Linked DNA regions of Mus musculus: regions 1 and 3 are each linked to region 2. The links are chromatin loops, found by intact Hi-C in ENCODE. Cell type or tissue: heart. All regions are shown on one strand. Links, peaks and the distances in the headings refer to the core of each region. The heading gives the core; the rest is flanking DNA. Region 1 holds the start of Cops9 (COP9 signalosome subunit 9). Region 2 holds the start of Ndufa10 (NADH:ubiquinone oxidoreductase subunit A10). Region 3 holds the start of Asb1 (ankyrin repeat and SOCS box-containing 1).

What was found. Peaks named below come from ENCODE experiments on the same cell type or tissue, not always from the same donor. Only the 100,000 strongest peaks of a DNase experiment are listed, where the experiment ranks them.
Region 1: it touches region 2 in a loop (7-fold over the local background); 4 of 42 quality-filtered maps call a loop at or near these places.
Region 3: it touches region 2 in a loop (2.8-fold over the local background); 8 of 42 quality-filtered maps call a loop at or near these places.

Annotation. Positions count from the first base shown.
Region 1 is chr1:92,633,621-92,643,878 of GRCm38, forward strand. It overlaps Cops9 (COP9 signalosome subunit 9), which reads right to left and starts at 8,365. Exons shown (of 3, transcript NM_001163425.1): 1 at 8,260-8,365; 2 at 6,067-6,139; 3 at 3,525-3,783. The coding sequence starts at 8,322. The coding sequence ends at 3,746. In heart, for the core only: no CTCF peak of the experiment used is centred there; a DNase peak (open chromatin) is centred at 8,371; H3K4me3 peaks cover 1,922 bases; H3K27ac peaks cover 1,005 bases.
Region 2 is chr1:92,468,374-92,478,631 of GRCm38, forward strand. It overlaps Ndufa10 (NADH:ubiquinone oxidoreductase subunit A10), which reads right to left and starts at 5,385. Exons shown (of 10, transcript NM_024197.1): 1 at 5,290-5,385; 2 at 2,444-2,612; 3 at 1,490-1,705. The coding sequence starts at 5,364. In heart, for the core only: no CTCF peak of the experiment used is centred there; a DNase peak (open chromatin) is centred at 5,468; H3K4me3 peaks cover 2,065 bases; H3K27ac peaks cover 1,610 bases; H3K27me3 peaks cover 120 bases.
Region 3 is chr1:91,535,426-91,545,683 of GRCm38, forward strand. It overlaps Asb1 (ankyrin repeat and SOCS box-containing 1), which reads left to right and starts at 5,140. Exons shown (of 5, transcript NM_001039126.2): 1 at 5,140-5,439; 2 at 8,731-8,872. The coding sequence starts at 5,388. In heart, for the core only: a CTCF peak has its summit at 5,025 (motif pointing left); a DNase peak (open chromatin) is centred at 5,116; H3K4me3 peaks cover 2,614 bases; H3K27ac peaks cover 3,462 bases; H3K27me3 peaks cover 1,723 bases.

The sequences.
Region 1 (10,258 bases), core at 3,471-8,470, 170 kb after region 2:
ATTATGGGAGTGATACCCAGTTCTCCCCACTGAGCTTCCTCTGTGCCAGTGCACACTCAAGGCACATCATCTGGTTCCTCTCTTAACCACCAACACGGATGGGGGTTCATCTTCTTAGAAGTTTTACGTCTTGTTGGCTCGCCTGACATTTTACCCAACTGTTTTTAAGTATCTGCCATATGGACAGGCTGTTCTGCACACTCCTTTTTACAGTTCTCTGTGCCCTTGTAAGTCTACTTTGCTAGAGGAGTTTGTACTCTGGCTCTGACCTGCTTCCGGAGTAACTTCCAAACCAACTGCCACCTGGCCTTGGCGATGGCCTCCGAGGAGAGAGAACACAGTACGGGGCCTGGAACCTCAGCACTCTGGATGACTCAGGCCAACGCTCATCAGTGTGAAAGGACCACAACTTCACAGGATGCAGCTTACAGGGAATCCACAGGGTAAGCACAGAGCTCTGGAAACCCATAAACACAAACGTGCTAAGAGCAGCTACTATTGCACAGTGCCAGCCTGCCGTGTGCATGGACGGAGCTGCTAAACACTACCTGAGCAATTCACTGAGTTTCCTTGTAGCCACAATGGAGGTGGTATTGCTACCGTATGGCTTAGGAGATAGGCAGCTTCAGACCACAGTGGGGCACTGGGCTTTGATCCACGCATTGAGCTCCAGCATCCTATTAACCAGTCTTTTCCTCGTCCTCGTCCTCGTCCTCTTCCTTCTCCTCCTCCCACCCCACCCCTCTCACACACATCCTGGACAAGGCAGCACACTACAGGTGTGTTTAGATTCCTTTTCCCCTTTGGGTTGGTGTCAGGCAGTTCAGCGTCAGGGTCATGTGTGCACATTTTCCAGTTCCAAGATGTACTACTGTCTGCTATTGTGCTCCACCCCACACCCACTTCACACTGAACCCCACCCCCACCCCACCCCCTTCACACTGAACCCCACCCCACCCCCTTCACACTGAACCCCACCCCCACCTCACCCCCCTTCACACTGAACCTCACCCCCACCTCACCCCCCTTCACACTGAACCCCACCCCCATCCCACCCAGGGATGTATTAGGAAGCAGAGCCTTTGGGGGTGACTTAAGTAGAGGGAGCTTCTACAAATGGAATCAGGGCTTTTGCTGGGACAAGGTGTGGCATCTCCTCAGGACCTGGATGTGACTTGAAATCCCAAGCACCTCAGGCACGCAGTCTGGTTACATTTAGCAGGCATTTGCTGGGAGTCTACCATATGTCAGATGGCCTGATACTGAGGACAAGGGAGCAAGGTCATCCTTCAGATACAGCAGCCCCCTGACAGCACACAGCATTGGCTCTCCTCAAAGACCATCCAGCAGCTGTTTTAACAGTCTGGTTCATCAGGGAACATATTATTCACACAGAGCCTGTGGTGTACCCAAAAAACCCTGAAGTGGCTGCTTCAGGGGTTGGATGCTTCTGACACAGGGCCCATGGTGTCCCATGGTGCCTGATCCTGCTCCCTAGAGAGGGGTGTGGCTAAAGCAAGAGGCTCAGTTGCCCTGCCTGGGCTGATGCCTGCCAACTGGGGTCTGTAGGCCATGGTGGATAAAGAACAGCACAGCTCTGGAATGCCAAGCTTTGGCCTCTGGAGGACAAAGAGCCTTTGTGAGAGTTTTCTCAGCAGCCCCTCTTCTTGGCTCCCAGCAGTAATCATAGCAGTCAGGTTTCTAAAAGCAGTAAGGGCCCTTTAATAAAAACATAGCTTATGTTAGCAGAGCAACTGGCTTGGCTTTGGTTTGTCACGCAAGTGGATGCTTGCTGGATGTGCTGGCGCGCATCTTTAGTCCCAGTACTCAGGAGGCAGATCTCTGTGGGTAGGAGGCCTGCCTGCTCTACACAGCAAGTACCAGGACAGCCATGCAGACACAATGAAACCCTGTCTCAAAAACAAAACAAAGGGACTGGAGAGATGGCTCATCGGTTAAGAGCACTGAGTTCCAGAGGCCCTGAGTTCAATTCCCAGCAACCACATGGTGACTCACAACCATCTGTAATGGATCTGATGCTCTCTACTGGTGTATGTCTGAAGACAGCTACAGTATACTCACATACATAGAATAAATAAATCTTTAAAACAAAGCCAACCAAGAAACCAACAACAACAAAAAACAAAAACAAACTGAGGCGTGTCTCCCTTCCCTATACTTTCCTGCATCTTGTTAACACATTGGTCTTTCCACTGACATGACTGGTGGAAATCTACAGGCAGATGGGTGCTTTCACCCCACCCAGGAAGAAACATGAAGTCAGGGAAGGAAGATCTCTTAAGTCCTGACAGATAGACTGAGCCACCAAACAAGGTTTCCCCTCCACTTCTGTTCCAAAGGCCAAACAACCCACACAGGATTTCCCTAGCACCCTCCCCTCAGAGTCAGGGGCTGAACAAGGACATTAGCAGAAAATGCTCTCCAAGTAAATTTTGGCTGTCGCTGAGTGGGGTCACCTGCTGCTCCCGCCCCGAGGAAGAAAAGGTCTTCTCAAAGAAGGTTGGCACTTCTTCTATCTCCCACAGCAGAAGCAGCACGGCCTCTATTGGCTGGCTGTGAGACCATGTGGCCTGACAGAAGGCAGGCCAATCAGAAATGTCCCCAAGTGTCCCCCATAGGGTATAACATCCCTGAAGGTGTATCACTGAAAAGAGCAGAAGCCAGCAGGCAGGACATGAGCCAACGTTGCTTTCGCTTGGAGTTGCCCGAGAGGTCAGCAGTGAGGGGTTCCTCTTCTCCTCGGTACTGAAGGAGCTGTAAGGGTTCTGGGAAGGGGAAGATGAGCACCACAGAGAATGCACAGGCTCACAGCTCTGCAGACCACGTTGCTGATGTCGCTTGGGTTCTTAGCTCTGGTCTCTGGGCCACACCACATCCTAACGAGATTCTCTGTACAGCGAGTATTGCTGCACAGCTGACTTCCCTTCAGCTCACATCTCCCCCACCTGCTGAAGACTGAGGATCCCCAAACCAGAAGACACCTCGGACACCAGCATCCTAGTCTACCGGTAAGGAGACTAAGGCACTGGCAATTCCTGCTCCGCAGAACAGCTGTCACTGTGACAGTAATCTCAACTGTCCCTGCCATTTCTGAGCTTGGAAAAACCGTCCCCCAAAGACTCCGTACCCTCCTTTGAGACGAAGCAGACCATGCGTTTCTCATGGGAAAAGCACCTCCTTCAGAGTCTCCACCCGGGGCACCCGGAGTCCTCTGACCTGGGGTCTTGTACTAGCAGCAGCTCTGATAAAGAGGCTAGGGGGAAACCTGTCACCTACCGTGGTGTGCAGTGACTTTCCGTTCACAGGGCGAAGGTACCTTTAGTCAGGTCCTCAAAGTGCTCTGGCAGGCATGTGCACACCTGCACAACCACTGCTGACCCGGACAGTGCATCCCCAGTCACTGCACACTGAAAGCAGCATGGTGTGCTTGCTGCAGTGACATGTGTTATTCTGTGTTCACACATGGGGGATGGAGTCACAACCTGCATCTAAAAGCACAGGAATTAAAATCACCCTGCGTGTTACAGTGTTCTTTATTAACTTAAACAAGGACACGGGCTGGCATTCCCAGAGACATCAGTACCCAGTTGGTTCAGACAGTTCCTCTATTGGTTGACAAGGTCTTCATTTCTAGTGATATCAACACGGTGTCTACAATCAGCTGGTCGTGTCCCGAGAGACTCCAGACACATCACAGACATGGAGCACATAGGACCGGGCGGCCTCACTGGACATCATCATCATCAAAAAGGTCTTCAAAATCTATGGAAACAAATCACAATGAAGCGCTGTTGGGTACAGGACAAGCAAGTGAGAAAGCTGGAAAGGCAGAGTGGTAAACGGTGTAGCCTGGCAAAGGGCTCCCCAGGAGGTTTAGCTTTAGCCAGCTGGAGGGAGCGGACAGAACTCTGGGGGATGGACAGCACTGCCCCAGTGTAGTCTAGTTCAGAGGCGATCTTTATAAAGCATGGGGGTGCTGTGGACACACGGACAAGCACCTTGCAGCCTGGCGGCCATACTGAGTGTGAGGACAGCCAGCAGTGCCACGCCTGCACCAGGAGGGTGGAAGTGTGGGGAACAGTGGCCGGACTGAGCCCAAGATGACTACCTTAGCGAGCCTGGGCAAGCCAGGCTCCAGATACACAGCTACAGCCTGCTCCAGTCAGAGTGTATTTACAGTCAGCATGCAAACATGCCACTGGTGCCCACAGCCATGGCCACCCGCTCTTCTGGTCACACATCTTCCACGTTTCCATCTACTGGGCAGGGCCACTTTGAGGCTAGGAACGGCGTCAAGCTCACCCATGTGTGCAGAGCTCATCTGCTTGGAAAGCCAGCCTCCAGTGTTCCTGCACTAGACCTTTCTGGGTAAAGGCAGTGTCTCTAGTACAGCTTTGGCCACGCAGGAGACTGCTCCACCCTCCCCGCCTCCTGACGCCTGTGATTCCTGCCCTGACTCCATTCCTGTGACCCAGAGAAGCCTCCCTAGGAGAGTCCTCGGGATACAATACCACCCAGCTTATCCAGGCTCTCAGCGGCCTGCCTGCAGTCTTGTCTAGATCTCTCACTACTTATAAACTGCACATAGGGGAAGAGAGAGAGTCAGGTCCACAGTAGGACCCAGTGCTCACCAGGCAACAGCTGCAGAACCCATCTGTCTAGGGAACCGACAAGGCCTTGGTGGAAGCCAAAAGTCTCAAGGGCTTCTCACAATGAATGGTTTCATAAGCACTGGGTTTGGCACAGACTGCAGACAGCGCCCACTCTTGCTGAGCTCAGGCAGTGAGTAGGAGACAGGGAGCCTGCATGTCCCTTCCCTGCCCAGTGTGGCTCATTAGGAGACAGGTGTCTCCTGCCGTGTTACCAGTGCTCTCTGATGGTGCAAGCCAGGCCACTTGCTCCCTATAGAACCACATGCACTGAACACAGTACACAGCTGCTCTCTCAAGGACCAGGAGCTGACACCGACGAATGGGATTCTGAGGGAGTCCTAGTTCAACCCTATAAGCCCTATGCACCCCGCAGTCAGGAGCCCTGTCCTACCCTACCCCACGGTGCCATAGGCCGTGCTGGGAAGCAGTCAGGAGCCGTGACCTACTCTACCCCACGGTGCCATAGGCCGTGCTGGGAAGCAGTCAGTAGCCCTGCACCATCTACTCCCTGAACAGAATTTAGAGAAATGACTTTGAAGGTTACATTGCCCCTTCCTCTAACCCCCAGCTCTGACACCAGAAATGCAAAGTTCCCAGGAAGGAAACACCCACCCATCTGACAGATGGCCTCCCCAGTCAAGCATCAGCTACATGCCAATGAGCCCCCAAACCCATCTGGACTTGGAACTTGAGGGGAGCTCTAGTAAGTTAGAAATCAATATGGCATGGTTAGTCATGGCTCTTTGGAAAGTCATGCACTAGAGCTTTGTTGGGACGAAAAGAGAAAACCACCTCTCCCCTCCAAGTAGGGAACTTAGCCTAGATTCCCAATCGCCACTTGAACCCAATGTAAGGGTTGATCAGTAGGAACGAGGCGTTCAGAATCAGAAGGACAAGAGGGTCAAACAGGCCCTGTCACATGCCTGGTGATTTTACTGCCGGCTTTCACTGCTCAACTGGTACAACAATCTAATCAAGAATGCTCTTAGCCCTGGCCTCGCTCGCTCGGAATGAGCGGAAGCTGAGCGCAGCTGTTACCCTGCAAAGGCAGCAGTGGCCATGAGTCCAGGTAGACAAACAGGTGTGACCCAGGGAAGAAAGGGACGCACATTATCAGGAGAGACCAAAGACAGAGCCCCGCCGGCCTGTGTCTGGGAGGCAGGCCATAATCAATGTCCATTTGCACGTGCTCTTCATACCACTGCTCAAATGCAACCCTGGGTAGTAAACTGGGGAGAAGCTTACTTCCTGCTCTCCCCTCAGACAGGGCTGACAGGCAGAGCTAACTGCCAGGAACAAGGTCCGGGCCACACTGTTCCATGATCCAAATTACCCACAGCACAAAGCTGTCCACGGCAGAGGAAAGTCCTGACTAAGCCTGGCACCCACTTACCATTAAAAAAGTCTGCATGAACGGCCTTCTCATTGGCTGCCAGGTCCATCAAAAGCCCGGTGCTACCTCCAGCCTGGAGAATGAGAGGCAGGGTCATCCAGTGTATTTGTTTCCCAAAAGTAAGTGGTGGCTTTGTTACGAAACCCATCCCACCTCCCTGGAACAGGACACTGAGGGACAAGAATGTTCAAGTTGGGAGGCAGAATTTTCCAAATAGAAAAAATAGTGTGAATGGGGAAGCCAAACAAATGATTTTCAAGCTCTCTCAAGGTCCTGTGTCCCTTGAGTTTTCCTTGGCATGGCCTTGTGTGGTACTCTCTTGCCGGAGTCTTCAACCTCCTAGACAATGCCAGAGGCCACAGAAGTACATCAGCAAGCTGGATGTCTGCTCTAGAGCCCCCCTTCTTTCTGAGACCACAGCCCTTGGGAAGCTGCTCATTCCTGAACTGAGGTCTGGGGTGCTGCTGCTCTGGGGAGGATCCTCCAGGGCAGCCGCCATACCCAATCTCTCAAAGGCTTTGTGCCAGTTAGTCACCCAGAACAGTGGTAGCAGGGACCTGTGGGTGTGTCTCACAGTACAGCTGGCTTTGGCCTCCTCCTTCCTGGGCCCCATCACTCGAAGGCTGCTGGTTCAAGTTTCCCTGGAGTGTCAGGTACATGAGCATGTCCTGTACTCTCTTTTGAATCTTCCTTCTGCCTCTGCCTCTGTCTCTGCCTCTGCACACACCCCCGCCACCGCAGGAAGCCATACAGACTGCCTCTGAAGTCCTGGCTGAGCCCTCCTGCCTTCACTGCCTCAATCACAACTTCCTTAAGGCTTCCTTCTTCTTGTTTCCATTTCTCTACTATCTCTGTATAAACCGAAGCCCCAAACCCTCCAAAGGCACAACCCCCACAGGAAGTCAGGCTTCCTCACTGAGATGCCCTCAGATCACCTGCTGCAGGACTGAGGGGCTAAGGCTGAGAGCAATTGCCTCATCAGGGGAATCACAGAGCCCACTTCATTCTGCAGACGTCCTTATGCGGACCTGCTTGTTCATGCCCCTCGGTGTTCAATTATGCCCTGGCTGGTTTTGTGTGTCAGCCTGACACAAGCTAGAGTGTCATCAGAGAGGAAGGAGCTCAGTTGAGGAAATGTCTCCACAAGATCCAGCTGTAAGACGTTTTCTCAATTAGGGAGAGCCCAGCCCATAGTAGGTGGTGCCATCCCTGGGCTAGTGGTCCTGGGTTCTATAATAAAACAGGCTGAGCAAGCCTCAGTGAACAAGCCCGCCAGCAAGCAGCACCCCTCCATGGTCTCTGCATCAGCTCCTGCCTCCAGGTTCCTGTCCTGCCTTCCTCCAGTGATGACCTGGAAATGTAGGTCAAATAAATCCTTTCCTCCCCAACTTGCTTTTTTGGTTATGGTGTTTGTCACAGCAATAGAAACCATAAGACAAACAACAAGGCATCCCCTTCCTTTAGTGGACAAGGGAGCATCGCTCTGCTCCGCTACTATGGCTCTCGTCATCTATATCCCAAGGTCAACAGGGCACATCCTTCAATATTTGGATCAGGGCAAGCTCCTCTCTTAAGCCTCAACTGAGCCGACTAAAACCCCACGGATACGTCTGTAGGGCACCCTCACCCCACCCTACCCTTGCTTAGGATATGCAACCGGCCTCTTCGGGCCACAACTGACATCTCTCAGGTCCGGGGATACGTTCCCGCATCGCCCTACTCGCTGAGCTTTGAGGAGGAACAGGAAGCAGACATACAAGAGCTGGCTGACACTCCTGATCATAACCACCCATATCAGGGAGAGATCTGTGACCATGGTGGAAATCAAAAGCACAGGATCGCTCGAAAACTCTGTATGTGTCTACACGAAATAACCGAGTCCCAGCACCAAGCACGCAGTTACCACACACCATCCCTTACCCTTCTCTCAGAGCTTGGGGTCTTGAGGCCTGTCAGTGCGTAAGCCTCGCTCGGGCCTTCCCTCTCTGGAAGATTTATCAGGAGCCACAATCAACTGACAGCGAGCAAACCCTACTTCCTCGCTGCAGTTCACGTTAACAGTCGCGGGCCCTGCGACTGTCCCCGGCAGCTCCCGCTTCCCCAGCCTCTGAATCCCCAAAGGCCTGGGCTCCCGCGCAGGTTTGCAGGCGTGCTCCCACCCCCACGCATCGCTCCGCGCCGCCACCACCCCACCTCATCCAGGTCCACATAGGGCCCCGCGCCCTCGGGGAACATCTCATCCACTGCGGGTTTCATCTCGACAAGGCGGCGTTGCGCTCACTTCCGGCCAGCCCCTTCTACTTCCGGCGTTCTTCCGAGCACGTCTAGACCTCGGAGGACCGCGCCTCGGTGGCACTCGCTGGCCTGGCTGCAGGGCAGCTCTCTGGGAGCTAAAGAGGGCAGCGGATTAGATGACGGTCTAAGGACCAGCAACACCGCACAGCACGAGTTGTCAGCGGAGAAAGGAGACTCTCCATTTCCCAGCAGAGCTGCAGTTCAAAACCATCCGAATGGCTACTGTTTAGGATTCGCAGGCAGTAATGGATTGGCTAGAAGATGGGGGTATTGGATCCCCGGGTGCTGTTGGGGGTAACAGAAATCCAAAAGTAGTCCACGCTCAGTGATCACTCACAGGGTCACCTCGGCCAAAAGGAGGAAGCAACCCAGTGCACGCAGACAAGATGGGCTTTATCTACACGGTGAGATAGTGTGGAATCCTAAAACTAAGAAGGGATTCCTAAGCTATGGGCATGGAGGACCCTTAAGGATGTTGTTAAGTGAAACGTAAACAAACGCTGTGTACCACTCATAAGTGATCCCTAGAGCAGTCAGACTCATAAATGCAGCAGTGTTGGAGATGGTGGTTGCTCAGTGGACACAGTTTTAGATCTGCAAATCAAAAGTTCTAGAGGTGTGCGGTGGGGTTGGGGGGGAAGGTGTCCATTAAATGACTGGACTGTCCCCTGAGAGGTGGCCAGGGGGATACATGTTAGGGTGCTATATTATACCATGGTTTTTAAAGAATGAATGAAAGAAAAAAGATGGGGAAGGGACAGAGAGGTGTGGATCATTGTCAGAGAGGGCCTGAGATGCTCTGACAGACTAGAATACTCTAGTGAGTCTCCTGGATGTCCCCCTAGGATCCTCTGAGCACCTCCTGATAAAATCCAGGTTTAACAAGTATCCCTGTAGCAAGAAGCCTGAAATCCAGCTGATACCTGCCTGCTCTCCATGTCTGATAGGGCTCTTCACCCTCCACTATCCCCAGACGATGTCCTCTGGTCCTGACTTCAGCAAAGCGTCTGTGTTACCCCTGAGTTATTTCCCATCTACCCCCACCCTGCCCCTTGACTGTCAGTCCCTCTTGCTACTGTGGTTGCGCTGAGTCTCTCCAGCAGTTCAAGGCTTTTGCTCCTGTGCCTCTCCTGATGGTTTTGGATGTTTTCCCTTCCTCTGCGTTCAAAGAGTTGGAGAACTGTTGGTTGGTTGGGTGGGTGGGTGGGTTGGGTAGGATTGGGTTTTTGGTTTGGTTGGGTTTTCCTTTAACAACTTTGAGGTGTCAGGGGCTTGGTTGGGGTGCAGGCTGCTAGAGTGAAAATGGGGATCACAGGTAAGGACAGATCTAGGGAAACCTACTCAGCCAGGATATAATGGGAACTGAGCCTAGACAATCACTCCTACCCCTTAAGCCTGAGTGTACTGTGCCGGGTGTGTAAGAAATAACTGGAGAACCCCAGATGCCAGGTCAATGCCATTCTGAGATACCCACATGAAGGTCAAACTAAGGACACAGAGGCAAGCAGGCAGCCAAGGGGAGCCTCCTGTTAGTTTCTCTTCCTGCTGGTGTGCGGGGCATTTGCCGGTGTGTTCTTGGCTTGCATGTCTTGTGTATGTCAGGGAGGCCTCTTCCTGCTGGTGTGCGGGGCATTTGCCGCTGTGTTCTTGGCTTGCATGTCTTGTGTATGTCAGGGAGGCTCATCACCTGTAACACAGGCTGCCCCAGTGTTATGCCACATGCCTTCATATCCTAACGTAACCAGAGGACTGCCCAGGGAGACTCCCCTTCCCCCAACAGCCTCAGCCTGGAGTCTTCTCCTCAGATATTATAAGTGTGGGCTATGGCTCTCCCTCACAGACAGGGCTCTGGCTACTTGATTCTTGCTACTCCCAGGAACATGCTGAGTACCGAGTG
Region 2 (10,258 bases), core at 3,455-8,454:
AGGACACTTCAGCCTGATAAAGTTGTACTCAAACCTCCTTTCTCCTTCAGAGTAAAGACTTCCAAGTTTAAAACTCTCAGCTGGTAACTTCTCGCCTTTATTACCAGCATCACCAGCTCCATACAATATAACCACTCAAGATCTTTAAAAGTCCCTGCGATCTACCCTGCGAGGCTCAGGCAGAACTTTTCCCTCAGGAGAATTGGCCCCGAGGCACCACTCACCCAGAGAGAAAACTGGTTGTTCTGTAACTTCACCTAGGACCAGCTCCCCAGAGCAGCTCCCAAGAGGGAGACTCCAGACCACATAGGTTTCTAGCAATAACACTAAGACCAGAGCTTCCATCCATGAAAGGAAATACTCATTAATACAATTGGAACATCAAAACCAGACACTTCAGCATGACTTGGGGTCTGTGGACACACACCGTGTGCTCAGGAACCCAGAGTCCCAGGCAATGGGTCCCAAATTCGAGTTTGGGAAGCAGCTTTATCAGCTATCTTGAGGCCTTGCTGAAAACACATTCTTGTTCTCACAGCTCAGAATCACTGAGCCAACTTCCTAGGGGTTGAACTTCCTAGCTGAACTTGTTTCTAAACCCACCATCAACCACAAGGAAACCACTGCTACAGGAAGTAGACACAACCTTAAATATAAGCTACCCGGTCTTTCTCACACAATCTGTCCATCAATCATGGGTGGTCATACGAAGTAGACACAGCTTTACACGACAGCTACCCCTTCTCCCACACAATTCACTCATCAACCACAGGGTAGCCACTGCTCTAAGGGGTAGACACAGCCTTAAATAACGACCACATCCTTTCCCCCTCCCCACAACATACCACTGTGAATACAGTTCCTGGTACACAGCTTTGGCTACAGGTTCAGCAAGATGTCTGCTGTTCATTTTCAGGGCATTCTGGGTTCAGGGCAGGAAGGGCTGTATTCTGACCTTATCTATACACTCCGGTTCTATCATCTGCTCTCCTCTCACGTCCTAACTGCTTCCTGGTCCCTGCTGCCAGTCTTCCATTCTACACATTGCTTGCTCAAACGTTTACTTAGATAACATCTGGGGACAGTTTCTTTTAACTGAATGGGCACCAGGATCCCCACCTCTGCTACCTTTTTAAGGTTTAACTTTTAAACTGACCACTGTCCCTCCAGAAAACCCATTGGCTGTCATCCATGTCTCTCTCCATGGGACATGTAGTCCATCCTCATGACTGTGACTTCACATTTTCCCAGTCATCTGTATGCTGTCCTCCAAATACAGTGTCATACCGTCAACAAGCTGCAGAGCTCCCTGTCGTGGGCAGCAACAATAAGGCTACACTATTTTGAGCCTGCATCTACAGGGATTTTGAGGACTTACAATCTTACTGGAAACACAGAACTTACCTAAAAGTACCTATTCAGAAAACCCTCTCCTCAGAAAACCATCAAGGAGCATGCCCTCCACCCCCGACCAAGGACACAGCCATACCTGTGCTCAGCAGGTGCTCCAGGGCATCTGCATACTGAAGAAGGCGGCTGGCATACAGCCAGGACTGCAGGCGGTAGCTGTTGCCATCGTTGCTCTTGGGATCATCATAAAATTTCTCTAAACTACAGCTGCCACTAAACTCTATGTCGAGGGGCCTTCCATCGCCTGTGGTGGTGCTTGAGTACTGTATCCCTGCTTCTGGGTAGTGCTTCATGCCTATAGGGAGAAGACCTGGATGACCACTCACTCCTACTGCAAGTGTGTGCTTGGACAGAAACCCAAAGAAAACTTGAATGTTATTGTCAGGGCTGGTCATCAGAACCCAAGGGAAAGTCCCCTTTGAGCCCACACTTCATCACATACTCAAGAAGCACATTCTATGCTGTGGACAACAGCTAAAGAACATGCTTCTCCATTCTCTACAACCAAGTAGATCAGCACACCCCTTCCAACCCTCACCCCACTGCTGCAGTCCAATATTCCCAAAGGCAAGCAGGCAGATGGCTGCATGAGGAACTGAAGAGGCCAGCCTATGTCCCATCACCCCACGTGAGAGCCAATGTAGTGACAGCTCCTCTGGCAGGGCAGCTCAGAAAAGGACTCTGCCGCACTCCCAGGTAAAGTCCTATTCCAACTGGTAACTGCCAGGGATGTTTTTAATGTTCCCTTTGAAAGATTAACACCTCTCTCTGATTTGATCTGAGACAGGGTCTCCCCATGAAGCTATGGTTGGCCGAGTACTCACTACATAGCTCAAGCTTGCCTCAATCTCATGGCAATCCTCTTGCTGTAGCCTCGTAAACACTAAGATTATAAGCATATACTCAACAAGCAATTAAAAATATAAAAGACCTACCTTAGGCCTAAATCTACCTAGTCAATAGCCAAGCAAATTCTAGCTGGGATAAGCAGCCACATGCCTGACAGGCCAGGGCCACTCTGCCCGGTGCATACCTAGTTGCTGTGCGATCTCCTTTGCGAGCTTGTTTTTCCCAGAGCATATGTTCCCATCTACTGTTATCACTCGGCTGTACTCATGCAGCTTTTTGGTTGTCTTATCACCAAGAATGGCGGCCAAAAGCCCATACCTCAGCTTGCAGTGCACACTGGTATGAATTCGTCCCTGAAAAACACAACAGCACATCACCACTGTGGTTACTGCAGGCATTAGCAGCTATTATATAAAACACTAAGAGGCACCTCTTGTTTAATGACCTGACTCCCTTCTTCCTCGGTGTGAGCTCTCTGAGAACTGGCTGTTCACCTCCTTAGGTCTCAGAACAGACTAAGAAACAAGGATGCTTGTTATGTTAATGAAAACTGGATGGATGGATAGACAGATGAACAGATGGACAGAAGGATGGATATGCACAAATAGCAGCAGGGAGGGGGACCTGACAGAATAAAGTATCTCTCTGATCTAGGCTTTTACCTTCTGCCTGTTACTAATTCCCTTACCTCCAAGAGACTTTAAGCACGAGAAAGCTAGAAAACTTAAGCTTAAGTAGAGTTTCCATGCTCTAGCGCCGAGAATGATGCCTGCAACAGTGGGAACTGGCCACTATCCACAAACAGAGCTATATAAGCATGATTTTTGCCTTTCTTTAATTCTGTAATCACCCACAGAAGCTGAATGCCCAGGCTCTGTGGAGAAGCATCATCTCCCTCTCCTGCTGCACGGATGCAAGGTCCTCCTCACACCCCTCATCCACAGGCAAGGGACGTCCTCATCAGCAGTCTCCCAGTCTACTCCTCAAACTGAAGCTAAAATAATCCACTCTCCCCAAATAAAATCACCAAGCTGGGGACAGTGGAGGATATATAATTGAAAGGTGAATAATTGAAAGGGCAGCAAATTTTAAAATAAGCAAACAGATCTTACAAAGATCACACAGGCAGCATGTAGGTGCCTAAGATGCCCCCTTGGGAACCAGGAGATGTGCTGTGTGTGTGTGTATGCTCACTGGATGCTCATAAATGCAAATGACTTCCAGCACCCACGTCAGCACCCATACAGCAGGATGCTCTGTACTGCTAAGGAGTGCAAATGGGATGGTCGGTAGAAGACAGATGGTTATAAAACTACAGCCTCACTAACAAACCAGCAAACACATCACCCAATGATAGGAAACATTCCCACAAGAAATTTGCATGCATACTTTTTTTTTTTTTTTTTTGGTTTTTCGAGACAGGGTTTCTCTGTGTAGTCCTGGCTGTCCTCGAACTTACTCTGTAGACCAGGCTGGCCTCGAACTCAGAAATCCACCTGCCTCTGCCTCCCAAGTGCTGGGATTAAAGGTGTGTGCCACCATGCCCGGCTTTGCATGAATACTTAAATCAGCTTTTTCACAATTGCCTTATGGGGAAACTACCAAGATGATCTTCAATAGGTAAATGGATAAATGGCAGTATAACCAAACTATGGAATTAAAGGGAATGACTAAAAAGGCCATAAAGACACAGTGAGTCTTCCCCCACCCCTGCTGTTTTTGGGGGCTGGATTTGAGACAAGAGTCTTGCTATGTAGCCCTGGCTGGTCTGGAACTCCCTGTATACCAGGCTGTCCGAGAATTCATAGATCTGCCTGTCTCATGTTGGGATTAAAGGTGTGCACCACAACATCTGGCTTAAGAAATATTGTCTAGATTGTGTACGTGTGTGTGTGTGTGTGTGTGTGTGTGTGTTAAAAGAGAAACAAGTACTCTTAACAGCTGTGCAGCCCCACAAATAAATTCTAAGTGTAACTGTCAAAGTCTATGTAAAAAAAGAAAGCACTGTGTCAGGTAATATGTGTGACTGATTACACGAGTCTAGCATAGGCAAAATGACAAAAATCATCAAAAGCACAGTGGCTGTCAGGAGTTGACAGGGTGGGAAATAAATGAATATTAAGGACAATAGATTTTTTTTTTTTTAGGGCTGTGAACTACTCTGTGTGTATTGTAAAGTCCAAAATATAATATTGCTCATTGTGCAAAACAATAAAACTTCACAGCATAAAGAATGAACTCAATGCATGAAAAGCTTAGGGTGGAACGGGGTGTGACTGAACTTCCGACATGTGAATATATGAAACGACTTCACTGAAGAGGGTGATGTGAAGATACAGGGGAAGGAGTGTGGTCTCTGAGGGTCAAGGTCAAGAGTGGATTGTGAATATGCTCTGTGCTCTTGCTGCTGTGCTCCACTGCGATCCTAATAGGCTTAAGCTGACAGTGCTAATTCATAGTGGGGCTTAGGCTGACAGTGCCGATCCAGGCTCACATTCACACACACCTCGTCTCTCTCTGGTTCACATCTATACCTCTTTCACACACAGATCACTCCTGTTCAAAATAAAAATCCTTAGCATGACTGTCAACCCCTTTCCGATTTACCACCTATGTAGTTCTAGCTACTATAAAGCAAAGAAGTTATGATGCCGTCATAAGACGTGTCCTGTTTCCAGCCACGGTCCCCTAAGCACCTACTGTCACCCATTATTCTGCATGCACCCTAAAAGGTCCTAATCCTCCCCAATCTACCCCAAATCTCTGTTGCTGCTCCACATCACGTCACCCCAGAGTCTACAAGGCGTTCCACAAAGCAGTTTCTGAACCGATGAGCATGCGGGCCCAGGCTCCGGAGCTCCGGCATCTCGGCTCTCCGTATGCAGCCGGGAAAGTGAGTCCCGCTGCACCGGTGCTGTGAGCGGAGGCCTCAGGAGCTCGCGGCTCACGGGTCTGACAGACGCCGCCGGAGCGTCAGGGCTCGGAGCCGACAGGCCGAGATCCAAGCAAGGAGAGCCACCCGCCGCTCACCACGCGCTGGGCTCCGGCCGCGAGGCCGCGCGCGGGAGCCGACGCCGGGACGAGTCTCAGCAACCTCAAGGCCATGACTTCGCCGTCTGCGCCGGCTCAAGGACCAGAGGGACATGAACGCGACGGGGTCCTAGCTCGTCCGCGGCGCGCTGCCATGACGTCACCACTGAGTGTTCGCGGCGCCTGTCGAAAAAAGAAAATATTCCGGAACTGGGACGGGGCGGGGCCAGAGGGAAGGGGCGGAGCTTAGGCTTGTCGACGCTCTAGTTGCTTGAGCTTAGATTGTTTGGGCGAGGAGCGCGCCTAGATCCTAGACAAGTTATAGTATGAAAGTGGCAAAGGGCTAGAAGTCCTGCCTGGGCCTTGAGGCTCCCAGCTTTGAGCTCGGGTTCTCGCAGATGCTTGAGTTGTGTGACAAAAGTGTGACCCCCCACTCCCAGGTGTTCTGTGGGGTGAATCCTCTCGCTCCCCAGAATCTGTGCTGTCTCCCTGCTCCACGCCCAAACGTAGACCCACTTTCTGTTTGAGTTCTGTAGGGAGGATCCGCTCCCCGCCCTTCTGGTCGCTGAGGAGAGAGTCCATTCCCCATCTGAGTTCTAGGGGCGTCACATTCTCCCTGCCTAGGTTTCTGAGAGAAGGACCTGTCATCAGCTTGAGCCCTGTGGGGGCAACCAATTCACGACCTAGCAGTTCTGAGCTTTTGTAGTGCTAAGAGCTGAGGTGGCCACAGACCTGGCACCACCATATATCTCCAGTGCAGATCACCCTGCCTCATTTCCACAGCTGCCGACTTTATAGTCACCTCCTGGAAAGCTCTTCAGCTCCAAGAGCCTCTGAGGTGGAAGAGTGCAGTGCGCAGAAGCCAGGAAAGTGCTGATAGGGAGAGGATCCCCAAGACAATGAGGAGTTCTGGGTTGGGTTTGGACCACTTTCCATGTAGTTAACACAAAACCTCCCCCGCATTTCTGGATTTCTAGAAAGTCCTGTATCCTTACAGTACATTGAATACGGGAAGGGGAAACCTCTCCTCATTTCTTTTGAATCCTGATCATTATCTCATTTCCCTACTCCCCTCCAGTGTAATTCAAAAATCACTCAACCCCAAAAGAGAAATTTCCCAAGCACGTATGTTTTACTGAAGAATTTTACTTTATACATAAATATATGATACTAAATATGTACAGTCTCCTCCAGAAAACAGAAGCGATAATGCTTACTATCGCATGTTATGCTGCCATAACTGTCAAAGACAGTACAAAAATGTAAGACCTCCATATATCAGTATCTCAGCAAATTGAATCCAGCAACACATGAAATGAGTGGTGCACCACAAGCAATGGGATGTCATCCTAAAATCAACTGATATAAAAAACAAACTAACCAAAATAATTATGTGTGATCAGATTGCTTGGTTCAGGGAAAGCATTTGACAAAATTCAATATTCATTTAAAATAAAAGAACACATATGCTCCAACAAAGGCTACAGGGTGGCTGCTTCATCTTCATAAAGTATGCCCACAAAATCCTAAAGCTAACATCATATGAATAGAGAAAGAATGGGATAAGAGCACTGACTGCTCTTCCAAAGGTCCTGAGTTCAAATCCCAGCAACCACATGATGGTTTACAACCATCCGTAATGACATCTGACGCCCTCTACTGGTGTGTCTGAAGACACCTACAGTGTACTTACATATAAATAATAAATAAATATATATATATATAAAAAGCAAGGGGCCTGCTTTCCTCACAAGTACTCAACAAAGGAACCCCTAACCCACATAATAAGTACAAAAGATAGAAGAAGAATACATACAGGAAAAAAAGAGATACAATTATTTGTAGATTATATTATTTTTACTCAGAAAATCCAAAGGAGTTGACCAAAAAAAGCTTCTAGAATAAATAGCAAGTTCAGCCAGGTTATTCAATCCAAAAGGCAAACACAAACAAACAAAATAAAAAAGAGAAACACACACACACACACACACACACACACACACACACAGAGAGAGAGAGAGAGAGAGAGAGAGAGAGAGAGAGAGAATTACACAGTATTCTGTATGCTAACAGCATAGAAGTCAAAGCTGAATAGCAGATGGAATTCAATTTATATTTGGTCTAAGTAAACTTGTAATACTTGCATTTAAACATGACATATCTGTAGGAGGCAACACTTTAAACACTGATATAAGAAAACAAAGAAGAGTTTAATATATGTATATATAAAATCACAGATCAGAAGAAGAAACAGGCAATGTCAAGTCTTCTAAGTCTAATGGAGTTCCAACTAAAACCTCCACAAGGATGTTTTAATGGTCAGAGACAAGTTTTATTAAGTTGCAGAAATGTGAAGATGCTAGAATAGCCACAATGAATTTAAAAAGAAGAATAAAGTCAGAGGAGTTACTCTTCTGTTAATGAGCTTTATTATATGTTGATACAAAGCAAGAACATGTAGTAGTCAGGAGGGCTGTGGTGTTCATCCACAAATGAATCAGCACAAATGTTCTCAGCTGTTTCTACAACGGTGCAAACACAGTCCCATGGCAGGCAGTGCGAGAGCCATTGGCTAGCTGTGGAGAAGCAAATGAACCTTCAATAACCTTACCACAAGAAACAACAACAAAGCCTCCAACAACAGCAAAACCAAGCTTAGCATCACAAAATGGATCCTGTATTTGAATATAATATTCAAAACTACTAAGCTTTTAGGAAAAAAATAGGAGAAACATTTTGTGCCTAGGAGTAGGGGAATATTTTTAACTTGGTATCAGAAGCATCATTCAGAAAGAAAGAAAGAAAGAAAGAAAGAAAGAAAGAAAGAAAGAAAGAAAGAAAGAAAGAAAGGAAGAAAGGAAGAAGGAAAGAAAGGAAAGAAAGAAAAGAAAGAAAGAAAGTTAGTTAACTAGACTTATCAAACTCAGAAGATCCTGCTCTGGAAGAGACATTATTAAGAGGTTGAAAAGACTAACTGCAGGTGGAGAAAATATTTACAAAATAATATTTGATAACAGACCAGAGTCTAGAATACATAAACAGCTTTCTTAAATTCAGTTTGAAATAGTCCAGGGTTGGGCATGGTGGCTGGCACACTCCAAAAGTCAAGTGATGTGCTTCCATTTGTATTATATTGTGTGTTGAAATAAAATTACAGGAAGAACCAGTTAGGTGCTTCTGGAGGACACAGTATGAGGATGTGGGTGTAAGTCAGCAACACCAGACATCTTCCAGTGATGGAAATGTTCTGTTCCCCTGACTACACTGTGTCCACAACTGTCACAACTGTGCACATTCTGTGACACATGAATCTGTGTAGCTGATGGAACTTGAACAAGTGCAGCAGGGTGTGCCAGAGTCAATGCCCTGCCACTGAGCTGTACCTTCGTCATGCAGGACAACACTAGTGGGAAGACAAGGCCAGGGATACTCGGGACTACTACCTGGCATGCTTCTTTGCAACTTTCTCTTAATATGCCATTATCACTAGGAGAAAATTTGAACTTTATTGAGTGTGATATAATAAAGTAATAGGATTTTAAAGTGTAAACTTAAGAGATACTTTTTGTGTTATAATTTTTAGAAATTGAAGCAAAGGAAAGAAGGACTGCCAATCAAAGCTACAAGGTAGTTTAAAGAAACTGAAACTGTACCAGAATATAAATGCTCATTATTTTCTGGCTAAAAATCTCAAAATAGTTAATATAACATTTGTCTTCAAGTTAATCTGTAGATGCAACACAATCCCATATATACATACCCACAAGCTTTTCTTTTGTTGATGTTGACAAGCAGATTCTAAGATGTGTAACTCTTCCTTTCTGGAAGACTTGGGAGAAAAAAGGCGACCTAGACTAGAAGCAGGAGAATGGAAGACATGCTAACAGACCTCATGGTACATGAAAGGGATGAAGAGGGAGAAAGAGAGAATGAGAATAGAAAAGATAGAGAAAATAAAAGCTTGAACCAAGAGGTCTTACATAAACTGATGACTTATGTCAAGCAAGTTTTTTAAGTGTAGCATCCATACTGGCTGGTTTTGTGTGTCAAATTGACACAAACAGGAGTTATCACAGAGAAAGGAGCTTCCCTTGAGGAAATGCCTCCATGAGATCCAGCTGTAAGGCATTTTCTCAATTAGTGATCAAGGGTGAGAGGGCCCATTGCAGGTGGTGCCATTCTTGGGCTGGTAGTCTTGGGTTCTATTAAAAACAAAACAAAACAAAAACAAAAACAAAAACAAGCTGAGCAACCCAGGAAAAGCAAACCAGTAAGTGACATCCCTCCATGGCCTCTACATCAGCTCCTGCTTCCTGACCTGCTTGAGTTCCAGTCCTGACTTCCTTTGGTGATAAACAGCAGTGTGGAAGTGTAAGCTGAATAAACCCTTTCCTCCCCAACCTGTTTCTTGGTCATGATGTTTGTGCAGGAATAGGAACCCTGACGAAGACAGCATCATATATACTATTTGCAAGGGACATTTAACCAAGGTCATCAGAGAGCTAAATCAGACCATGTTGTTAAGAGAACATAGGATCCTCAGACACAGCTGCTTTAGGACTGATAGCCACAGCCCAGGGAGAAGAGAAATCACTGCCCGACTCCCTCAAGGCACTGGCTTGAGTGCTTGCTAAAGTCCACTCCTTGCAGACCAGCCTTGCTAAGTCCACTCCTGGACGTGGACACAGAACTAATGTTCTCTTTGGTCTTTCATGAGAGCCTCTGATTGAATCTCTGGTCTATCTGGCTCCCAACGAGTAGACAAAAAGAGCTGGCTGGGTGAGGGGTCCAGTGATTTGATTTATGAAAAGGTGATACTTCCTAGAGCAGAGTGTGATCTTCCAAACAATGGGTGATCTCTAGAACAATTTCCCATCCGAAAAGAGGGTTCACTTTCAGATAGATTACAGATTTAAAAGACAAATGTCACAAGAGAACGTTTCCATGAGCTTAGCAGAGGCAAATGTTT
Region 3 (10,258 bases), core at 2,312-7,311, 930 kb before region 2:
TAGTTCTAAGATTCTTTTGTATCCATTGGTACAAGGCACTCCTAGGATTTTGGGTCATTACCACCTCACTGAAGTGCCACTTACCACCAGCTACAGTCACAGGGAAGGAACTGATATGTGGAGGGGTTGCTCCATTTGGGCTTCACCGGCAGGATGTGGACTCTGCCTCCCAGTGCTTCACAATTTGGCTCTGGGATTTGGGTACCAATATCTGTGGAACAAGCTGGGGCTGGCAAAGATGATTCTGGGCAGAGTGAAAACTAAAGAATCTTTCTGCTCCCACCAAGGATGGAGAAGAGGGGATAAGGTTTGCCTTGGAACAGGTACCCCCAACAATGCCCAGGGCTCAGGACCAGGAGAGATGTCCATTTTGGGCCCTCATTGACTTAGTGTGCTACCCAGTTCTCAAAGGTAGCTGCATGTGGAGGGTCAGCACACCTGATGTGTTGGGGGTGGGGGGCACAGCATCATCGTACCCTATATGCAGCTGGGGACTCAGCCTTGTAACGCCATATCCCTGCTGTGTTTTGGGACAGGCCTCTAGCTGCTTACAGTGGGATAAGAGGTGTCTTGGCCTTCCAGGGTAGGGTCTCTCCTCTCCTCCTCCCTCCCCTCCCCTCCCCCTCCTTTCCCTTCCCCTCCCCTCTCCCCTTCCCTTTCTGAGAGAGAGGGTTTCTTTTTGTAGCCCCAACTGTCCTAGAACTCTCTCTGTCCATCAGGCTGGCCTCAAACTTGGAGATCTGCCTGCCTCTGCCTCCGGAGAACTGGGATTAAAGGCATGCACCACTGCTTTGGGTAGGTCTTTTAAGCTCAGAAAACCTGGGAGAAATGGGACTCTCCAGGAGAGACATGTGGGGCTGGGTGGTCCTTGAGAAAAGGCCTGACCTAGCTAGCTTCAGGTCTTGGGTACAGCTATAGCACTGACCAGGCTTCTGCCTTTAGGGCAGTGATACAGTGTGGGCCAGTGAGAACATGACCCTCCACCTGTCTTTTTCCAGACTCCGAGGATGCTGCCGTGTGGTTTTGGGGATGGGAGACCACATTCCCTTCATGAACCAAGGGCAGCTTTACTCTTTACAGGAGCAGATCCACCTGCAGTAGCTTCCCAGGTGCTGGGAAAGTATACAACCACAGCTGGCAGGGAGGTTGCAGAGGCAGATGACTAGTGTGACGGTGTAGAAGGCAGGCTCTCCTCAAGCCCTGCCACCTCCATGCAAAGGCTGCAAAGAAACAGGGCAGCACCTGGGCTCCCCGGGACTAGGGAAGGTGGCACAGCTAAAGCTGGCTGTGTGCTGCAGGCACCAGAAACTGACAGCCTGACTCAGGTGAGACTCTCCTGATCAAAATCTCTTTATTTAAATTTTTTTTATACAATGTATTTTGATCATATTTTCTCTTCCCCAACTCTTTCCAGGTCCCCTCCCAGTCACCCAACTTCATGTTCTCTTCCTCCCTCCCCCTCCCCTTCCCTTCCCTCCCCGTCTTTCTTTCACCAAAAGTCAAAACAACAACAAAAAAGTACACAAAACATATAGTTCAGAATCTCTTTACAAACAAAACAACAAAAACCCCAAATTGTGCTGAGAATAGTGAATGGCTCACTCCTTTAATCCCAGCACTTGGAAGGCAGAGGCAGGCTGATGATCTCTTCATTGGGGTGAAAGAACCACAACGTGGGGGAGTGAGGACTCCCCCCACGTTCTGACTCAGGAGAGGCGACACCCCAAAATCACCCACAAGAAACGGGTCTTGCTGCAAATTGCAAGAGGATTTTTATTTAAGAGCGCTCTCTGGCCCATGGTCATACACCACGCAGGGGTAGAGGACCGTGGCTCCCCGAGTAGCTGGGTAAGGGGGTATTTAAAGGAAGAAACCACAACTTAAGGAAGTGGGGAGGGCGTTGTTGAAAGATACCGAAGATACCAGTTAAGAGTCACAAGGAAGTGTAAAGTTACAAGAGTCACAAGGAATACCTGGTAATTGTTAACTCTCAAGACGCTTCTAAGAGCCCCTAACAATAGCACATTTGCATTGCAGGTTCTGGGTGACTTTCTTTGAATGAGCACTCTTTGAACCCAGGAAGCGGGTGGATGGAGGAATGTCGCTATTTGTTTTATGATTAGCATACCTTTACAAAGGCCACATTCCCAACTGGGCCTAAAGGCCTAGAATTCTGTTTTTACGTTGTTATACTTTCAGGGGCTAGCCTGATCTACACAATAGGTTCTGGAACACTCAGAGCTACACAGTGAGATCTTGTCTCGAAAAAAAAAATTGATAAAATATAAAATTAGCCATCTTAACTTTATAATTTAGCCACTTTAAATTTATAGTTATGACTATAAGTAAACACAGTATAACCAACCCCAAATCTTTTCATCTTTCCAAACTCATGTTGTCCCATTAAAATACTAACTTCTGGGGCTGGAGAGATGATGCACGGTGGAGCACGGGCGGAGCAGGGTTCAGTTCCCAGCACCCAGCACCCAGCGGTAGCCTCCCCCAGCCTGAAGCGGGCTGGTACAGACCTTGTCACCACTGAGGTGCGGCCACCTGCGGGGCAGCTTTCTGACTTGGCTGGCTCCTTTTGAAGTGACAACTTCCCTGCTCTTTCTTCTGCTACCTGCCGAGAGGCTGAACCTGTCTTCCTGAGACATTCCTGAATGTCTGGGTGACAATCTGAACAGCCTGGCGACCAAGTGCTGACAAAATGGTTCTAGGCACCAAGAATGGCCTGGGGGGGGGGGGGTGGAGGTGGGGGTGGGGATGGGCCTTCCCCCTTTATAAGCACACTCTCTTAGTAAACTAGTGGGCCTTGATCAGAGAAAAATTGTCTTGGCTTCGTTATTCCTTTCTTGCAGTCTAAGTCTCTTTCAGCCCCAGCCTGCCTTCCAGAAATACCCGGTTCATGTAGGCTGAGGGCCGGCTTACTCCACCCAGCACCAGCTCACCACTGCGTGTCAGTCCAACTCCAGGCTATCTAATCCCTCTTCTGTCCTCTGAAGACACCAGCACACACATGGTGCTCCCAGCACGCACGCACGCGCGCGCGCGCACGCACACACACACACACACACACACACACACACACACACACACACACACACACACACACACACTTTAAATAAATATAAAAATAATTCTGCCAGCTGTGGTTGTATACTTTCCCAGCACCTGGGAAGCTACTGCAGGTGGATCTCAATGAGTTAAGGCAAGACTCATTTACATATCAGCTCTGGGCCAGCCAAGGGCTAGTAAGATCTTGTCTCCATTTGCCCTACCCCACCCCCAAACCCCTTTTAAAAAGTATTCACTTCCTATTCCTCCTGAGATAGAATAGAAAGGCAAATCATGGAGGTATGAGGAGGAAGAGGAGCCCTTTACCTTTACTGAGGAATTTGGTTGAAGCCTCTTGCCAACAGAGAAGCAGGAATTCCAGCACAATTAACTGCTTAAAGCTTTCCTCCCTCCGCACTTATGCACCTGCAATTTTCCAGGACTCTCACTAGAAACTTTTACAGGAAATGGACATGCACAAAACTCATGCAATCAGTGGCTCCTGGCTTTATCAGATTATAATTCCATCCAAGGTATGTCTGAAGCCACCCCATAATCTCATAGACACACACACAAACACGAGAGAGAGAGAGAGAGAGAGAGAGAGAGAGAGAGAGAGAGAGAGAGAGAGAGAGTGTTAGTTTCTGAGTACTCTTGAGATCTAAGTTGAGAGCCATCAAAATGGTGTATATAGTAGCTAGTGCTAAGGATTGTGACTCCCTTGAGGAGCTATACTTGGGTGTGTCTTCCATAGTACCTCTCTTCTAAGTCTTTAGGTTAAAGTCTAATGTTAAAGTATTTTAAATAAAACCTCAACATTGCTTCCATTAGTCTTAACAAATTTTTTTTTTCCCGAGCCAAAGCAGTAAGTCCAGTTTTGCTTGAGTTTTGGTCTCAACGAAGTTCTCAGGCTAGGGTGACAGCCTGGAGTTTTATCTCTGTCCCCTCACCCGTGACACTCCCTTTTCTGGAAGCAAACTGACACCTACTATTCCACTCTGTTTCCGAAGCTGATTCCTTTAGTGACCTATGTGTGGAAGAGTGCATTATTTGTTCGTTATTGCTGGCTTATTTCACTGAGCAGAGATCCTCCAGGGTTGGCCATGTTGTAACCTGGGGCAGAGGCTTTTTAAAGGATATATGGATGGCCACGACACCACATTTTGATGCGCATTTGGGTGGTTTTACCCTTGAGGTATCCCAGCCAGGGATGTGCAGCCGTGGAGCAGAGCCATAAGGCTGAGCCACCTCTGGCTCTTTGCCTTGCAGCGTCATTGGTGTCACCTGTCCCTCGTGCCAACGGTGTTATCAAGACCAAACACCACTGCAGGAATCTCCCCGCTCCCCTCAAAACCCTCAGAGCCCGTGGCTCTGTTCCAGGATGCCTCACACAGCTCCACAGACCTGTGCAACTGAGCCAGTCTGGGCACGAGGATTTGTTGGGCACCTATAGTCGCTAGCTCCCAGCTGGTGTGCCATGACCACACAAAGATGCAGACAAGTCACAGCCGCGGTGTTGGAGACTGTGGCCTTGCCTCCATCTCACAGGACAGCGGGGCGCTTCTGTCTCCTTAAGGCGCGGTCTCCCCCCGGTCCACTGGGGTCCTCCCCCTGCAAGGTACCTTCCCTAAGTTGTGTAGAGGAGAATGAAAGGACCCGACAGCGTCCATGCTTAAGAACTGTTCGTAACGCAACGCACACAGTGTGACCGATGTAAAATCGGGAGTGCTTGAGGGAAAGCCACTCTGTCAACACGCCTTGACCAAGTTACAGACACTATTGGCTCCATGGAGACATTCTGGGCTGCCTTCGTCTAACACAACTTTGCAAGTCACCGACTCGGAAGGCACCGTTTGGAGTCTCGTAGAAAGGACAGCAGCGCAGCCCCACGTCACTCAACACCCTTCAGCCGCTGCGATAGCGGACCACAGTCCACTGGGCCGTAACGGTCCCGCCCACGTCCCGCCCTCCAGTGGGCGGGAACAGAATCGACCAACCAGGAGTTCCTGAGGCATGCAAATAAGCCTCCGCCCCCAGAGGAAAGGCGTTTCCCCAGAAGCTGCTGCTGTTGCCTCGGGAGACGCAGTTTGGTCAACCCCGCTAATCAGCAATCAAGTCCGTTAGCCAGGCCGGAAGTGGAGACCCCAGCACCCTCCGTCCGGAGCAGGAAGTACGAAAAGGAGGCTCATACTCCCCGGAAGCCGAGCCCTGGACACGCCCACCTGCCGGAAACGCCGGCGGTGCTTCTCTGACAGCGTTGCTCTCTGACAGGATTGCTGCGGAGGTGGACAGGCGGCGGGGTCAGGGCGGAGGCTGAGGACCAAGTAGGCATGGCGGAGGGCGGGACCGGCCCCGATGGACGGGCCGGCCCGGGACCCGCAGGTAACGTGCGCGGCTAGGGGTAGTAGGGAGCGGGGTTGCGTCTTGGGGTCAGAGTGTCCCTTGGGCGTCCGGGACTCGGGTCCTCGGTCCTCGCAGGCCAGATCCGAGGAATCGCGCCCGGGGTCAGTAAGTGTGGACGTTAGGCTCCGCGCGGCCCTAGGCGCGCGCCCCCGCTCCTGCCTGGCCTCTCGTGGACATCCCTCCCACGGAGGTTTCTTTCTGGTGGAGCTAGCCTTGTAACTGCCACCCTGTTAGCCCATCCCCGTCAGCGATGACCCTGGCTGGACCATGGGGTTCGGATCTTCTTCCAGGTATGAGCTCACTGGTCAGTAAGGGCCCTCAGAGGTCAGCCTTCGTGCGGACAGGTTCCCTTTCCCCATCCCGCCAGCCAGTCAGCGCAGTAGCTACTGGACAAACGTCCTCCGCCCCACCTCCACCCACCTTAACGACAGTGCTGTCCCCAGAGAGCTTGCTAGTGCCACAACTCTTACAGGGGCGCTTGACCCACCTGCAGAAAAAGGGTGACACTTGCCACCTGCCTTAAAGCTGCTCCACTTTGCAGTGCTGCTACAATGGAACTAACAATTCCCAGGAGAGTTTCCTGGTACGGCGTCCACCTTGGGGTCTTTCTGAACCTGCTGGTAGGTGTTTGGTAGGTGTGCTTCTGCACCCATCTCTGATTTTAGAGTTCACTGAGCTCTCTTCTGTATGCAGAAAATCTGAGAAAGCCACAATGTTGGTACAGTCTCTTGTCATTCCTCCCTCCATCAATTCAACAAACTTTGTGGATGATGTCCTATTGGCCTGACTCACCTGGGGCTATCGGGGTGACATGAAAAAGCAAGGCAAGGCCTCTACCACCAAGAGCTTTGGTTGTCATTGAATTTGATCTCAGGGACAGACAAGATCTTTGAGTGGATTGACCTGTCATGCAGGAATGAGAAATGGGAGAGAGGTGGTTGGTCAAAGGGTAGCTATTTCTTAAGGTACAGAATAGTCCTGTGGAAGAAAAAGTGGTTTTGCACCCCACCCCGACCCCAGTGTTGTTTTAGTGTCTGTTCTGTTTGTGTGTTTCCAGCTTGGGTAGAGGCACAGGTCTTCAGTGGGTAGTTGGATTAGATGATCAGAGAAGTCCGAAATTGAAATGGCTTTCGGCTCTAGAACTGGAGGAGATTCTGAAGGTCTGTTGGCCTGGGCTGGGAGTGTAGAGGAGAGGTGAGCTAAGGGGGTCCAGAGACTTTCCGAAGTCCTCTGGTGCCAGCCATTTTCCTAACAGTTACCCGGTACATCTGAATCCTCCCCAACTCTGGCTTTAAATTTTTATACTGTGCTGTAGTTACAGTGATGAAAGGAGGACCTGGAAGCGCCTTACAGATCCATTTCCAGGCTAGATAGATGCCTGCCTGTTGGTCTGCTGTGCACCAGAGTGAACCGAATAGGTTTTTGTGAACCTTGTGCTGCCTTGGTCTCAGCCCAGTCAATGGACTTTCAGGCCGCAGAGGGCAAGGATACTTAGTCGTCACCACCGTGTACCTATAGGAGAATCTGTAGGGGCTCAACGGATATTGTATTCAAATATGGAAACACATCAGCGACTAGAAAAAGCCTGCCTGTGAAGGGATATGTTTGGTAACATGCTAGGACATCCCCACAGGGTGGGAGACTTGAATCCAAGCAGTTAGAATTTGTGCTGTCTTTATTCACCTGTTGGTGCAATGCTTTTAATAAAGCTTTTCAGTCTCCTGGAGTTAGTTTGGGCTGTGATGTGAGCAAAGATGTATTTCCAAGTAGGTGATTAATTGTTCAACTACTTTCCACTGGCTGTATGTCTCACTCTGATTTTATGCCTGCTTATTACAGTTGAGCTGTTTATATTAAGATTAAAGTCTTCCTGGAGAATTGATTCTGCTTTTTGTTTTTGTTTTCTTTCTAGTCTGGTGAGAGTTTTGTTATCTAGTATGGTAGGGTTCCTTCCACCTGTTATTCTTACTAAAACAGCAACAAAAGCTATTTTCCCTTATGTATATCTACAAATACAAGTTTGAAATCATTTTGGTATATCTGATATCAAATTTCTGAAGAAACTGGATACATTATATTTATAGGGAACCCTGAGAATTTCTCTAATATTGAATCTCATCCTAGTACATGATACAGTCTTTCTATTCACTTCTATTTTTTTTGTTGTATAGGTTGGACTTGTATTTATGCACATATATTTTAGTTTTCTATTTTATTGAGGTATGATTCTCTCTCTCTCTCTCTCTCTCTCTCTCTCTCTCTCTCTCTCGTGTGTGTGTGTGTGTGTGTGTGTGTGTGTGTATGTATGGAGCTCAGAGGTCAACATTTAGTGTTTTTCTTACTCCACCTTATTTTTGAATCAAGGCTTATGTATTTGGCTAATCTAGCTGCCAGCCTGCCCAGGGATCCATGACCCTAAGCATCCTCCAGTCTCTGCCTCTCCTACCCACGTTGGAATGGTAGGGATGTGTAACTGGTCTTGGCTTTTTATCTTTTATATGGTTGTTGGGGATCTGAGCTTCAGGGCTTATATTTGTGTGGCACACACTACCAAATGAGCCATCTCTCCAGACTCTTGAACTGTAATTTCTATACAAACAAATAAAGGTATACCTTTGAGGCTTATTCCTTGTTATTTCATTTTCACTGATACAGTAAACTCCCTGAGATAGTCTAACTATAAAGAAAAGAGATGTGTTTAGTTCACAGTCATGAACACTGTGGGGACAGTTGTACTCTGCTGAATTGTCTCTTATCAAGACACATTGTGACGATTTTACAGAGCAGTGTGGTATGGAACTCATTCACCTTCCAGGAAAACAACCCTTGCTTGGCCCTTGGCTTTTGGCTAACCAGCTATTTTTACAGTAAAGGAGATGACTACCATTCTCCTTTCAAATGCCCCAATTTAAACATCTTCTTACATACATGATATAAATTAGAGTAATTTCATGCTGGGTTTTTTTTTTTTGGCATAATATTTCAAACTTCAGTTTGTACTACTGTTATATTTTTCCTTGTTCAACAGACCATCACATTTTTTTCTTTTATTTTTTTTAGAAAAAAAAAATCTTATTGGGTTTGGTGTCAGGAATGTGCTAGTTTAAAAAGGGAAACTTTCCAGCTTTCTCTTTTAAATTATTTTCTGGGAATTTGAATGTTCTCTGTGTGGCTAGCAGGAGGGAGCCACTGGAGAAAGGCAAAGCATCCTGTTTGGTCAGCCTTGCCAGTGTTTCCGCACCCTGATAAGAGCCCCTCTCTTCAGTGCAGGTCCTAATCTGAAGGAGTGGCTGAGGGAGCAGTTCTGTGACCATCCACTGGAGCACTGTGACGATACAAGACTCCATGATGCAGCCTATGTAGGGGACCTCCAGACCCTCAGGAACCTACTGCAAGAGGAGAGCTACCGGAGGTGAGCATTGGGCCGGTAATGGGTGTTGGCCTGTGGGCCTGCAGGAGGCTGAGGCTTGTGCTTTGGATTGCAGAACAAGACTCTGATGCTGCAGGACTGCAATTTGCTTTTAGAGGAGGGACAAAAGGAGGAATTATAGGTGGCCAGATGCAGTGGGCAGGGGTTCCTGGAGCCAAGTCTGCCTGGAATTGTTCTGGTAACTTGTCCTATGTGAGCATCAGTTTCCTCAATGTTTTTTATTTTATTTTATTTTATTTTATTTTATTTTATTTTATTTGAAACAGGATCCCACTCTGCAGCCTTGGCTGTACCAGAACTCATTATGTATACCAGGCTGACCTCAAAGTCATAGAGATCTTCCTGCCTCTGTCTCCTGAATGCTAGGATTAAAGATGTGCTCTACCATGCCTGGCTATTTTATTTATTTTAATTGTGTGTATATGAGGTGTGGGGTGGGTATCAGCATGTGAATATAGGCAACAGAGGCCAGAAGAGCTCTTCCATTTGAACTGGGGTTACAGGTGTGGTTGTGAGCCATCTGATGTGTGTGTTTGGAATTGAACTCAGGTCCTCTAGGAGGGTAGAACATGCTCTTAACCACTGAGCTATCTCTTGAGCTAGTCACTATGACTCTTTATCCTGGGTAGTTCTTTGTCTACAGCCACTTTATTGACATTCATTTTATGTTCTCTTCTTCACATCTCAGGTCTGTAGTGATCAACCATGACTTCCCACTGTAGGGATGTGGTAGCTTCCATCTCCTTTGTTTTCCTGTCCATAGCTTCTTGCTTCTTGCTTGCCAAGTCCTTCTGGTCACTGGGTCCCAACTCTTCCTGGATAGCAGAGTCTTGCCTGTGACTCCCTGTGCAGGGTGCTGGGAGAGCACCCATTATTCTCACTAGGTATTGACTGCAACTGAAGCTGGCACTTCTCTGTACTTGTGTGTTTCTCCTTTGCCCTGAGGAGTAGGACACAGTGAACTGATGGAAGTGCCTGTGGGTCTCTGCAGGAAAGAGCTCCCCTAGCCTAGTGTGACAGTTCCCAAGCAGGAGTGCAGCAGGAGATGCTCCTTTCTTAGCTTTCTAGTGACATAGTAGTGTTCCATCAGAGCACATGTCAGTATTTGATAAACAAAGCAGAGGGCTGGAGAGATGACTCAGCCCTTAAAGAGTGCTTGTTGCTCTTGCAGAGAAACCAGATTCAACTCACAGCACTCACATGAGACACTCTCTCTGCAGAGTTTCCATGCATGCAAACAAACATGCAGGCAAAACGTTCATACATGAAACAAAATGAATACATCTAATAAAGCCAAATGAACATTTAAATTTATTTAATGTGACTCAAGCCCCTAAAAGCCTTAAGCATACAGATGCAGCAGTAGAT